Linked DNA regions of Homo sapiens: region 2 is linked to region 1. Evidence: chromatin contacts called from ENCODE Hi-C or POLR2A ChIA-PET data. All regions are on one chromosome and are shown on one strand. Each heading gives the region's core, a stretch centred on a gene start or an enhancer-like site at or near the end of the contact. The rest is flanking DNA. Distances are from core to core; before and after follow the strand shown.

Evidence for each region. A loop is a pair of places that touch in the nucleus more often than their neighbours do. ChIA-PET counts read pairs that join two places held with the same protein, here RNA polymerase II (POLR2A). Pooled maps may share reads with other maps.
Region 2: a map of PC-9 shows a loop between it and region 1 (6-fold over the local background). The contact joins the promoter of COMETT here to the enhancer-like site in region 1. A Hi-C loop is called at or near these places in 1 of 168 maps with a recorded cell type or tissue (PC-9) and 1 of 50 pooled maps. POLR2A ChIA-PET finds 5 or more read pairs at or near these places in 2 of 52 experiments (BJ and MCF 10A).

The regions. Positions count from the first base shown.
Region 1 is chr7:116,461,547-116,468,784 of GRCh38, forward strand. All of the region lies in intron 1 of CAV2-DT (CAV2 divergent transcript), which reads right to left. Among named protein-coding and RNA genes, the nearest start is that of CAV2-DT, 34 kb to the right of the region's middle. Within about 2 kb of position 4,370, at least 7 of the 41 ENCODE cell types and tissues checked have a DNase peak (open chromatin) inside an H3K27ac peak, as active enhancers do; they include PC-9, where a contact is called at or near this core.
Region 2 is chr7:116,683,232-116,690,469 of GRCh38, forward strand. COMETT (cytosolic oncogenic antisense to MET transcript) reads right to left here and starts at 4,796. Exons shown (of 5, transcript NR_165033.1): 1 at 4,710-4,796. All of the region lies in intron 1 of MET (MET proto-oncogene, receptor tyrosine kinase), which reads left to right.

The sequences.
Region 1 (7,238 bases), core at 3,120-5,619:
AGAATGAAAATCTTAATTCTCAATGTAAACTTTGAGCAAATACATTAATAGAGATTGTGAACTTTCTGCAACTGGTAATAAGAAAAGATAAAATCAACTTTTTGAAAAAAGCAACATCCAGCATTAAACACTAGGGGGGAAGCATAGGATGCACAGAAATTACAAGTTAAAACAGAAAGTAAAAATTCTGGTCTAGATTAGCATATGGATTATGCAGAATAAGACAGAAGATTCTGCAGGAAATAAACTGTGAAATCTCAAAATTAACAGAATGACACCTCTCATGAATAGAGAAGCAAGAATTTTCAACAAATATTAGCCAGTCAAATCCAGCAAAATGTAATAAAGATATTACATTATGACCAAGTGGAATTTATCTCAGGGATGCAAGACTGACTCAAAATTTTAAAATCAATTGATATAATTAACCACAGTAACAGAATAAAGAAGAAAATCATATTATTATTTCAATAGGTGAAGAAAAATCACTTAAAAAAATTAAACACTGGGCCCAAACTCTCAGAAAACTAGGAATAGAAGGGAATGTTCTCAATTTAATAAGGTACCTCTAATGAAAACCCACAGCTAACATTGTAGTTAATAGTGAAATACTGAACACTTCCCCTTGGGATCAAGAATAAGACAAATGCATTCACTCACATTACTCCTATTAGCATAGTACTGAAAGTACCATAAGGCAAGAAAAACAAATAAAATATAGACAGATTGTAGAGAAGGGAGTAGAACTGTTGCTATTTGCCAATGTTGTGCTTGTGTATGTAGAATATCCTAAGGAATCAACACAACTCTAGAGGTAAAGAGTAAATTTATCAGGTTCTTTTAATTCAAGGTCAATTAACAAAAATAAATTGTATTTCTACATATTCAAAGCAAATAATTGGAAAATTAAAATTTTTAAATTATCATGTATAATAGCATCAAAACCATAAAACATTTAGAAACAAATTTAACAAAATATGTGCTGGATCTTTCAAACTGCAAAACACTGCTGAAAAAAATTAAAGGTCAAAATAAACGGGGAGATGTACCATGTGTCTTGGTTGGAAGACTCCATGTTATTAAGATGCCCATTCTCCATAAATTGATCTACAGATTCAACACAATTGCAGTTAAGAATTCCATAGATCTTTTTTTTTAGAAACTGACAAGGTGATTCTCTCTCTCTCTTTCTCACACACACACACACACACACACACACATCTTAGATTACTATATATTTGTGAAAAACATACATATATTTGTACATGCGTGTACAAAGAATGTAAATAGTTGAAACAATTTTGAAAAAGAACAAAGTTGAAGTACTTATGTAACCAGATTTCAGGAGTTAAAGCTACATTACTTGAGATAGTGAAGTAAGAATATATGTATAAATTAATGGAACAGAAAAGAGTGCCCAGAAAGAGACTCACGCATAGATGTGCAATTATTTTTAATAAAGTCAGCAAGGTAGCTCAATGGGAAAGAAAATTCTTTTTAACAAATGGTGCTAAATTAACTGCATATGCCCATGGAAAAACATGAACCTTACACCATGAATAATAATTACCTTGAAATAGACTGTAAACTTAAACGTAAAAGCCAAAACTAAAAAAAAAAAAAAACTTTTAGAAGAAAATATATAAGAAAATATTCAGGACTTTGGGGTAGACAAAGACGTTTTAGCAAAAATGCAAAAGGCATACACCATCAATGAAAATTGGTAAGTTGGACAAAATTTGAAACATAAGCTCTCTGGAAGACATTATTAAGAAAACGAAATGGCAAGCCACAGACTAGAAGAAAATAGTCACAATACATATATATATCAGACAAGATACATGTGTCAAGATTTTATTTAGAACTTTAAAGTTTTGATTAGAAGATGAACAACCCACTTTAAAAAAAAAAGAGGACAAGTACTAAGCAGATATTTCACACACAAAAAAAGTTTATGAATCACCAATAAGGACATAAAAAGATGTTCATCATTAATCATAAGGAAAATTACATTAGTCCATTCTCACACTGCTATAAAGATATTAGCTGAGACTGGGTGATTTATAAAGGAAAGAGTTTTAATTGACTCACAGTTCCACATGGCTGGGGAGGCCTAGGGAAACTTGTAATCATGGCGGAAGGTGAAGGAGAAGCAGGCACCTTCCTCACAAGGTGGGAAGAGAGAGAGCATGCTTGAAGGAGGAAGTGCCACTTTTTTCAACCATCAGCTCTCATGAGAATTTACTCACTATCATGAGAACAGCATGGGGGAAACCATTCCCTGATCCAGTCACCTCCCACCAAGTCCCTCTCTCAATAAGTGGTGATTACAATTAGAGATGAGATTTGTGTGGGGACACAGAGCCAAACCATATCAAAAATGCAAATTAAAACCACAGTGAAATACCACTACACATCCACGAGAATGGCCAAAATGAAAAATACTTACAATGCCAAATGCTGGTAAGAATGTGGAGCAACTGAAACTTTCGTGCACTGTTGCTGAAAGTGTAAAATGGTACAAATACCTGGAAAACAGTTTTGTATTTTCTTTGGTTTTTTTTTGTTTGTGTGTTTGTTTGTTTGAGACAGGATCTTGCTCTGTTGCCCAGGCTGGAGTCCAATGACATGTCATATCTCACCACAAACTTGACCTACCCAGCTCAAACAATCCTCCCGCCTCAGCCTCCCTGAGTAGCAGGGACTACAGGTGCATGCCACCATACCCAGCTACTTTTTTTTTTTTTTTTTTTTTTGTAGAGACGAGGTCTCTCTATGTTGCTCAGGCTGGTCTAAAACTCCTGAGCTGAAGTGATCCTCTTGCCTTGGCCTCCCAAAGTTCTGGGATTACAGGCGTGAGCCACCATGCCTGGCCTTTTCTTCATTTTCATGTGAAGTTAAACATCTATTCATCATATAACCTAACAATTCTTTCCCCTGTTTTACGCAAGAAAAATGAAAACATGTATCTGCAAAAGGATTTGTACGTAAGGATTCATAGGAATTATATTCATCATAACCCAAAACTGGAAATAACCCACGTTATTCAGTAAGTTATATCAATATTTGAATGGATAAACAAATGATGGCATATTCATACAACAGAATAGTTCTGAGTCATGTTCATGTTCTATGGACACTTCTGTAAATTCAATCTCATTTTCTCATTTAATAAGCATAATTCCTGCTAGAGTAGGAGCTATAAAATATGCTGCCCCTTAAATGATGTTGAAGAAATTTCCATATTAATGATTCATAATTACTTGTCATGTTCCATACTCACTCATATTGAACCCCAAAGTTATGTTATCATGTGCTAGTCTTTCTAAATCATTTGCTAAACAAATCAAGGAATCAGAGAGTATGGCATGTATGACAACACCTCATGTCATTATAGATATTTTAAGTATTTTAAATAGCTCTTCATCCTCATTAAAACTGGGAACACTGTGGAGACTTCTAGATTTATGCATTATTTTTACTTATATAACACAGCTTTTCTTCATGTCCTCTTCTTCACTGCTTCACAAACCAACCTGACATGTTTAAAAACTTTATATTCCAATGTACATTTAGGGAATATTTTATAAAGAGACACAGAATTGCCCAGCACTTCACTCAAATGTTACTCATTAGACTTACCTCTTCCCAGGCTCTTCGGACTCTCAGCAGCTAGTTCCTCTCACAGTCTCAAACCCCCTTCTCCTCCCCCAATCACCTATCTTCCCTCTCTCTCCACTCATTTCTCCCAGCAACCACTCCATCTCTCTGCTGGTCTCTTTTTTTTCACTCCTTTCTGTATCTCTCAGCATTTCTCATGCAGAACAATTTAATTCTCACTCCCCTTCAATTTTGAATTCAAGCAGTTGGCCCTCTGCTTAATACTGCCTTAAGCATTATCCGAAAATGAAGATTTCATTTCAAAGTTCTCAAATTACCAAAACTTATTCTTTTTGTGGATAAAAGGAATTGTAAGTAACATCTCTATTGTTTTACCCTTATTTTAGGATAGTTTCATAATGCATAATTAATGCTCTAAAAATAGTTGTAAAAGTTTCCTATGAAATGCATGATTAAAATATAAGATTGCCTTAATGAAAAAATAGCTCATGAATTTTTATTATATTTTTAAAGTTTAACAACAAAGAAGATATGCCAAGCAAAAATATAACAATTTCTTACATGTGGAACATTTTTAGGTATAAAACAGAAAAATATAATTTTCATGGAATAACTACTAGCTACAACCATATGCTAATATTTTCTAAGGTGATATTGTAACCTTAAAAAGCCCAGAGATTTCAAATTAGCCAAAGATGTGTCAGTTGAGTTATTCATTTATAGTAAGCTTTCAGGCCTTAGGACATCACCTATGAACTAAAAATGCTGAGTCAAAAGCCTACCAAGTGACTCATCCTTTCTTATCTTCTTTTTCCACAATAACCATCTTTAGTCACTAATTCCCTAAGTCTAGAGGGAAGGAACTGACCCAAATGCCTTAAAAAAGTAGAACTTTCTTCCCAATGGACGTTTGAAGAAAGACCCCCACCAGCACTCGAAATTGCCAATCTTCCTAAATTTTGAAAAAGTATTAAATACATACATCTGAATAAAATTATTATACTCACACAGGAATATATTTTCCTCTCTGCAGGAAAAATAGAGAAAACCATAAATATTTTATCAGAATGTAATTGTTCAGTGAGCCATCATTTCAACCACTTAGGAAAAATGGAGAGAAGAAAGTCACGTTCAATTATTATTTGACACTAACACCACATACAAAACAAAAATAAGTTTAAGATAACATCTATAAGTATAAATGCTATATAAATACTAGAAAATATTTAATGTGTGTGTGTGTGTGTGTGAGAGAGAGAGAGAGAGAGAGAGAGAGAGAGAGAGAGAGAGACAGAGAGAGGAGATTGCTTACTATTTGGTATAACTTGCAAAAAAAAATATTCATTTGGTTGTAGGGCAAACCTAGATTGGAAGGATAAGAATCATTGCACTTCACTTCCTCCAGGATCCATCTGTCATCTTTGGCTTAGAGACAGATAACTGTTTTCACTTAATTTGTTTTCCAGTTCATGTTTCTCAGATGTTTAACATGGTATTTTGGAAAAGGCAAAACTATGGAGACAGGAAAAAGATCAGGGGTTGCCAGGAGTTTAAGGGAAGGGAAGGATGAATAGGCAGAGCATAGAGATTATTAGGGCAATGAAATTATTCTGTATGATACTGTAATGGTAGATATGTGCCCTTATGCATCTGTCAAAAGCCACAATAAGTAAAATCTAATGTAAACTATGGATTTTAGTGATAATATATTAATATTGGCTTATCAACTGAAACAAATGTACAACTAATACAATGTCTCAGGAACAGGGAAAACTGAGATGAGAGGGTAATATAGGAAATCTCTTTACTTTCAACTCATTTTTCTACAAACCTAAAACTGATATAAAAAGAAGTCTATTAGTTAAAATTCAGAAAAGGAGAAAAACATTGATAAGAAAATACTTTTTTAAATGGAAGACATATAAAAAAACATAAATTAGGCCTTACTGAGGATTTCTGTGGGTCACTGAAGTGGTGTTTGCATAACATATTACATATGAAATTTTCCTAAAACTGTCCTTGAGTACATGTCCCTTTTTCATGTTTTTGTTTCAATCATTTTGGGGGTACAGGTAGTTTTCGGTTACATGAATAAGTTATTTTGTGGTGATTTCTGAAATTTTGGTGCACCCGTCACCCAAGCAGTGTACACTGTACTCAATATGTAGTCTTTTTTTCCTCACCTCCCTCCCACCCTTCGCCCCAAGTCCCCAAAGTCCATTATAGCATTCTTATGCCTTTATGTCCTCACAGATTAGCTCCCACTTATAAGTGAGAACATACGATATTTGGTTTTCCATTCCTGAGTTACTTCACTTAGAATAATGGCCTCTAGTTCCATCCAAGTTGCTGCAAAAGACATTATTTCATTCCTTTTTATGGCTGAGTAGTATTCCACGGTGTATATACCCACATTTTCTTTACCCACTCATTGGTTGATGGGCGCTTAGGTTCGTTCTATATCTTTGCAATTGCGAATTGTGCTGCTATAGACATGCATGTGCATGTATCTTTTTTACATAACGTACGTCCCTTTTTTAAAAATAATTATTTTGTAGAGAAGAGATCTTGCTAAGTTGCCCAGCTGGCCTTGAACTCCTGGCATCAAGCAATCCTCCCGCCTCAGCCTCCTGAAGTGCTGGGATTACAGGCATAAGCCATCGCGCCCAGCCCATATGTCTTCCTTTTTCCTAGGTCTGCTCCTCACAGCAGCAGCTTAAATCTTTCCTTCTATTTCTCTCTAACCTCACAGGCCCTTGCTAATTTTGCTCCTCACTTGTAGCATCTTTTTTTTATTTTTGTCATGAAAAGAAATTTAGACTTTCAGGCTTCCGGATCCAGCGTGTTCATCTGTTATGCTGTTAACAGTATCACAACAAAAGCATGGTAGGTGAGTAAGACAAAAAGAGAGCCCTCCTCCCAAGGTAGATTATGGTTGGGTGGGAGAGAGGTGGCTGGGAAGGTTTGCAGACCTGCTTTCACCATCACCATCTTGCCACCTGTCTGAGGAGTGAGGAAAAGGAGAAGAAAGGTTTCCAGCATGGCAACAGTGTGGCCAGGAGTGCAATTCACTTGAGATATAGGAGAGGAAATGAATTCCTGGGGGAAAGTGAGGGATTTGACCAATATTCAATCCAACTATAATGTATCCCATACTACAGGTAAGATTAAGTTGCCAGTTACATAGAGGAAAAACTCATGATGAATAGTAATTTGAACAAGGCTATATGTAGCACTGCATTCACTAGTGTAAGAATCTTGGATCTCATCTACCAGTGTTCAGAAGAGTATCGAGAGAGTATAGACAGTAGCTAGAAAAGGCACTTACTAAACTTCTTTACATGCCCTTTCTGTTGTTTCTTTCTGAATTTTCTGAATTAAAGCAATGCACAACACATTTTGAGAGTAAAAGTAAAGAGCATTTTTGGTTAAATTAACATGAGTACTTTATCCAGATCTTTTGCTGACCCATGCTTCTCAATTTGGATTTTTTTTCTACTTATAAAAATGCTACACAGAAAATGTTGGGGTATAGAGCTGTCATTTCCTTCCTTCCTTCCTTCCTTGCTTCCTTCCTTCCTTCCTTCCTAAGTAAGATAATACAAAAGAAATAAAAG
Region 2 (7,238 bases), core at 3,546-6,045, 220 kb after region 1:
CCCAATGTCTGTTGTTCCTTTCTTTGTGTTCATAGGTTCTCATCGTTTAGCTCCCACTTATAAGTGAGAACATGCAGTATTTGGTTTTCTGTTCCTTTGTTAGTTTGCTAAGGATAACAGCCTCCAATTCCATCCATGTTTCTGCAAAAGACAGAATCTCATTCTTTTTTATGTCTGCATAGTATTCCATGGCTTCTCTATTTTTCATTCACCTCTTACTCAACTTACTGATTCTTCTAGAAAGAAATAAAACACACACATCAGGCATCCTGATAGGATCTTGAATACACAATTTCCTTAAGTAGTCACTCCTGTTTTCATTTTAGCCTTTAAATAATGAATTCTTGAAAATAAATGTCTAACTCAGTTTCTCTACTTTCTTCATTCCCATTCATTCTTAAGTCATTCAACTCAAGCAGTCTGTACCACATGCCCAAGAAAGTGTCCTCATTCTAATCACCAGTGCCCTCCTCATGGCCAGATCTGATGGACACTGGTTTTTATCCCTTTTGACCCGTCTGTAGAATTTGACACCATACATTTTATTTCTCCCTTCTCGAAAGTTCTCCTTAGCTTATCTCTCCACATTTTCTTTGCCTACAATTGTTCTTTTTACCCTTTAAAACATAAAGGTTAGATTCTAGTCTTCTGTAAGGCTCCATCTGAATTCCTCCTTTCTACTTACAAAACACATTCACAAGTGATCTCACTTCAGTGACTTCCAATACACCGATGGACGAGTGGTTCACAAACCGCTCTCTCTCACTTCCTCTTTTCTCTAGACCACCACTTTCATGTTGTCAGCTACCTTACAGACTCCACCACTTAGATGACCAGAAGCTACATCAGGGTTATTAACTCAACTAATTACTTTTACCCTCAAAGTCTCCTCTCCCTATTTTCCTTACCTTGGTTTATGATACCCAGATAGACAATTTTTTAGCCATTCTTGGCTTTTCAGTCTCCTCTACAATCAAAATCCATATTGAATAATTCCCACATAATTTTTCTCACTTTAATATGTGTATAATCTAGTCCTTCCTTTCTTTCCATAATGCTAGAAACTTTGTTCAGGAACATTCTTTTGTATATTGATTGATTCTGTTGTCCATTCATTCAATAAATGCTTACTAAGTGCCATGTAATGACACTATGCTAAGGGCTAAAAGTGGAGCTTACACTCTGATGGGAGACACAGATAAATAAGTTACTATATAGTGTGGTAAAGGCTAGATAAGGGGAAGACAGGTTTGATGTTTGAGCACATAGGAGAGTTCCTAATTCCTTACTAGAAGGTAAGAGATGCATCAGAGAAGGCTTCCCAGAACTGTTCCCTAAGATGAGGCTTGAAGAGAGAGGACAACTTATCCATGTGAAGTTGAGGGCAAGAATATCCATAAAGAGGGATCCACATGTGCTGAAACCCAGAGTGGCTGAGCACATGGCTTGCTTCAAGAACTGGAAGAGGGCAGAGTGGCCAGAGCCTAGATTTCTAATGGTGTGATGGCAAGAGGCAAGACTGGAGAGTGGGGCAGAAAAAAATGGTATGTGGTTTGTAAGCTCTGCCAAGGGGTTGACATTTTTTTTCAGCAAAGAAGTGACATAGTCAAATTGTCAGTTTAGAAAGATATCTCTGGTATGCTAGGGGGCAGATGATCAGGGTGAGAATGGAGAGGGAAGACCAGCGAGGAAGCTGTTGTAGTAATCCAGGTATGAAGTGACACTGCCCTGACCATGGGCATGGAAGCCAATAAGGAGATGGACATGTTTAAAATATTTGTAGGTGGGTGTCAAAGATGATGTCCTAGAAATATGGGACATGTTCAGCACTGAGGTAGGATACAGAGAGGGAGACCAGGTTTTGTGGGAGTAGATGGAGATAACAGAAGGATATCCAACTGCTCCTTCTTGGTCTCTTGTCCCATCTGTCTTTGTCTCCTGACCTATTAGCTTTGGTGGCGCCATCACTCAGTCCTCCTCTCTTCATTCTCTACAGTCCCTCTCCTCGGAGATCCCATCCACTCTCATGGCTTTTCATGATGTCTACATGCTGACAACTTCTTAATTTAAATCTCTAGCCCAGACCTTTCTCCTTAACCCCGGGACTCAAACATCCAACTGCATGCCCGGCATCTCCACTTAGATGCCTAAAAAATGTATGTCAGGCTGAGTGCAGTGGCTCATGCCTGTAATCCCAGCACTTTGGGAGGCTGAGGCGGGTGGATAGTGAGGCGGGTGGTGGTCAGGAGTTCAAGACCAGCCTGGCCAACATGGTGAAACCCCGTCTCTACTAAAAATACAAAATTTAGCCAGGTGTGGTGATGTGTGCCTGTAATCCCAACTACTCAGGAGGCTGAGGCAGGAGAATCGCTTGAACTTGGGAGGCGGAGGTTGCAGTTAGCCAACACCACATCACTGCACTCCAGCCTGGGCAACAGAGCAAGACTCCATGTCAAAAAAATAAAAATAAAAAAACCTCCATTGTGGGCAAAACTACATTCCTGGTCTCCTCATATCCTACAAACATGCTTCACCAACCAGAGTCTGCATGTCGGTAACTGGCAAAGCCATTCTCTCTGTTAAAAAAGTCAAAATCCTTGGCATATTCTCCTTTTTTTCTCACATGCCTCAGATCTGACTCCATCAGTAAATCCGGATGGAGTTCGATCTGAGGCATGTGACAAAATAGCTCTGTCTTCAAAATAGAACCAGAATTCGGCCACATCTCCCCACTCTCCCCTTCCTTCCTGGCCCAGGCCACCAGGGTCCCCCTCCTGGAACACCACTGGAGCCTCCCAGCTGGCCTCACCACTCCACCTTTGCCCTGAACTGCCCCCCAGCCACTAGCAGTCTTCTCTCCCATATGATCGAGGTGAATACATTCCAACATAATCCCCCCTTGTTCAACACCCTGCAATGACTCCCCATTTCACTCCAATAAAAACCTGAATCTCCCAGGGGCCTACAAGGCCTTACATGCTCTGCTTCTTTGTCCTTTTGATCTCAGCTCCCGGTCAACAAAGTCCAGGCTTACTGGCCCCCTTGCTGTGCTTCAGACACACCAGGCACATTTAGTTCTTCCTTCTTGCCTCTGCCCAGAAATCTCTTTTCCCATCTCAGACATCTGGGTCCACAAAAGCCACCTTCCCAATTTCCGAGCTACAAACCTATCCCCATACCTCTCCTCCAGGCAGTTCTGATGCCCCAGCCCTACTTTTTGTTTTTCCCTGTAACACACATCAACTTCTGAAACACTACATCATCAGCTTGTTATGGGTATTAATTGTTGTCCCCAGCTAAAAAGTAAGTTCCACAAGAGCAGGGGTGTTGGGTTTTGTTTACTGATGTATCCCAAGCATCTGATGCATAGTAGGACCCCAGTAAATACTTGTCAAATTTGGTCTTAAATAGCTGTTGCATAGACAAAAGTGATATTGGAGAGATGGATTTCGGGATTCTCTGGAGATCCTTCAACAAAACATATCAGACTTTCTTTAATGTGGCCACAGCCTAATCTTATACCTTTTTCCACTGTCAACCCAGCCCACCTGGCCTCTATGCCAATTGCAGCTTCCTGGACAACCCTGCATCTTCTCCCCAGGTGCCCGTGTGTGAGTCCACTCCACCCAAAGTGTCTGTCCCCTACCTCAGCTGCACCTGAGCAGCTCCAACTTATCCTGCAAGACACAGCTCAAGTAGTATCCCCTCTGAAATACTCCTTGGCCCCGCTTTCTGTCTGCATAGTTAGCTCTTCTCCCCCGTGCTGCTCCACTGACATGCGCACACCTTTACAGCACAGCCTGGGCGTGTTGCAGGTGGAAGGTGGAGATTCCCAGTCAAGGGGCAACACCTGTATGGTTGGAAAAGTTGTTTGTTTTAATTTCTTGCCCTCTCTTCTCTCTTCTATTTCTTTCCTCTCCCATAAATACACATACCGCCTATATACACACAACCTGCCCTGAATTGTTTTCCTTGAATTGATGAGTTACGTAAATGCAATCCTAAGCACAGTTGTTTTCAGGTTGTCCTAACCTTTTGCTTTATTGATTTTTCAAGGATCCAGAGTGTTTACTGAGTTTCAGAAATTGGATTCTGTACTTATTTTTCTGTACTATCCTAGTTTTATGAGAATCTATTTGCTCAGCATTCTCTATTCTTTTAAAAGTGTTTAAGATTTTTGTAAACAGTTTTGTTTGGTTCTTTATTTTCTGGTGACATATTGATCTCAACATAATGCTATTCATATACTTTTAATTCTTCTTCCAACACTGTTAGGATTGCATTATGTTCACCCAAGGAATCCACATCTGTACAAAATGTGGCCAGGTTTGGCTATTCCTTCACATTCACAGTATTCTCATGATTTCTAACAATTCTTGTCTACTTTGCCTAAATAAGAAAATGTCATATACTGACAATTTTGATCGTGAAAAAGAGACCTTAGTTCATACCAGTGTCAGAGTCTACTTGCAAACATTGATTTCCAAGAAAATTTCTCAGGTGTGAGCAAATAAGCAAAATAAATTCAGACCTAAGAGAAAATAGCACTACAAGGAACGCCCAGCTCATTCAAACGCTCTGCATTTTGAGACTAGAGGGGGCTTGGCCTTTGGCACCCTCACACCTCTCCCCTTTGTCTCTCTGTCCCTGGGTGCTGATTTCTCTTTCTTTGTGTGACAGCCACTGTGAAAAGAATGGGGTTCACTCACCACCTGCATTCCTCCACAGCCATTTGATATCTGCTTTCGATAACAGCAGAGGAAACTGATCAGTCATATAAATCCAATCCTGAGCATAGTTCCTCGTTTGGAATTGTACCATGCTTTATGCCGAGGACATTTTCAAACACGGAGGGAGGGGATGTCTGATTCATTCGTGAGTAATGTACCAGCTTCCTCTCCAACTTGTCTCCCTTCAGTGGTTCACATTCTGACTATTCAGTCGGTTTATCCTTTCCAAACCCAGTATTTGAATGCAACTGGCAAAGGTTGATTGCCTCTTTTTTTTTTTAATATATAGACTTGGAAAGATGTTTCTCAAATGTGATTTGCGGATTTATGTTATTCAGTCTTCCTGGATTAATTGAACAAAAACTGGTAACACTGCTACACAGTCTGAATCACAAAATTATGTCCATCCATTTGGCTGAAAAATACGAAAACAAATACTTGTATAAGTTTTCATGCATTTTAGCACTTTCTTTACATTGGGGAAGTTCAACCTTCACACTTTCAAGGGCAATGAAACATTTTTGTCTGACCTACAATTTATTAATGGGACAAAAGCCCATCTGTCAATCAGGGCTCTGAGAGTTCAATGTATTTTCTGAACAATATTTTTTACATTATGTACAATGGTAAAAACAAATGTCCATTTATTCTTCTTTCCAAGAAGTTGAGTACTTTCAACCATTCTTAAAAGGACAAAGATGTTTGCTGACAGAATATGAATTTATAAAGGATAATCTTGAGGATATAATGGCATTCTATTCTTTTTATCTTTACTCTTGCCATATCAGAGTTGGATAATAGTCTCAATCATATGTTACAACTAGAAAATGCACAATTGGCTTTTTCTTATGCTAACAGGCAGCCATTTTCAACTTTTTAAATGATTATAGGACTAAGAGGGGATGCAAAAACAGATAAGAATCTGAATAAAAGCACTATCTGTCAAAGAAACAACATTTGTGTAATAATCAAGAAACCGTTTAGAGCACCCCCTGGAAACATTAATTATAACACATGCAAATCATTCCTGTACAAAGCTTAACTTGTTTATCTCCTATAGCCACCTGTATTTGAATTTTTTAATAAGCTCATTTATTATAAATAAAGCATGTAAATCAATCTGGGAATACCTTTTCTGTTTCAGAAATTTCATGTAAATGACAGGCTGCCACATACAGTACAACTATAGAGGGGAAAAAGTTTCTTTACTCCCTTTCATATAGTTATACCTTCATATGACACTTAAAACCACCTGCCAGGAACTTTTAAAACATGTTTTAGATGCACAGAAGCAAACCCAAATGAAAAAATGCTATGCAGTTTTGCAATACATATATACCACAGAAAGCTTTAAAAACATTCTACCCCAACAGATAAATAGATTTGGCCCAAATCTTTTTAATGTGAGTTTTGTGGGTAAAAAAGATTATTGTTCCCTTATTTTTCCCCATTTGCTGACGACTAGGATTGTCATATAAAATACATTCCTGGGACATGCTTATACTAAACAAATTATCCACTGTTTATCTGAAATTCAAATTTAACTCAGCATCCTATATCTTTACTTGCTAAATCTCAGTTGGGATATGGGCTTACTCTTTTTTTTTTTTTTTTTTTTTTTTTTTGAGACAGAGTCTGGCTCTGTCATCCAGGCTGGAGTGCAATGGTGTGATCACGGTTCACTGCAGCCTCAACCTCCCTAGCTCAAGTGATTCTCCCACCTCAGCTTCCACAGTAGCTGGGACTATAGGCACATGCCACCATGCCTGGCTAATTTTTTTATTTTTTGTAGAGATGGGGTTTGCCCAGGCTGGTCTCAAACTCCTGAACTCAAGCAATCGTCTGGCCTCAGCCTCCTGAAGTGCTGGGATTGCTGGCGTGAGTCACAGTGCCTGGCCTGAGCTAACTCTTTTTTAAAGAGTTAAAATACTGGTTCCTATTTGTTTTTACTTCTCTAGTATGGGAGGCTGTTACTGTGGCTTCTGTCTTGGGGGGCAATTTTCGAAGGGCTTCAAGAACTTGAACCGAGGTTAGAGGAAAACCACAAGATGGCTAAAGGGTGGGAAAAGAAGAAATAACACTATTTAAACTTTAGATGAGAGGACTAAAGTGATGAAACAGTCACCAGGTATTTGGAGTGGTCTCACCCAAGGGACTGTGCCAACTTCCTCATTTTTTATGAGGGCAGGCAAAAACTGGCCAAAACACAAGTTAGGATAATAAGCATAGTAGCTATTATTAAATGCTAGGGTGTGCTGCATAACTGAAGGACAGTGTTTCTCACAGTTTATCTCCAACTCTCATGGCCAACCCATGAGATGTATATCATTATCCCCACGTTTTGAATATAAGAAACTGACACTCAAATCAGAAGGCATGTCAGTGAAAAAGGCCATATTCACATCCCATCTAAGTCTGTCTGACACTAAAGCCCACACTCTCTCCACTACACTCCACCTTGTCTCCAGAATGTTTTGGGCTGTTTAAATGTGATTATACCAAAGAGCA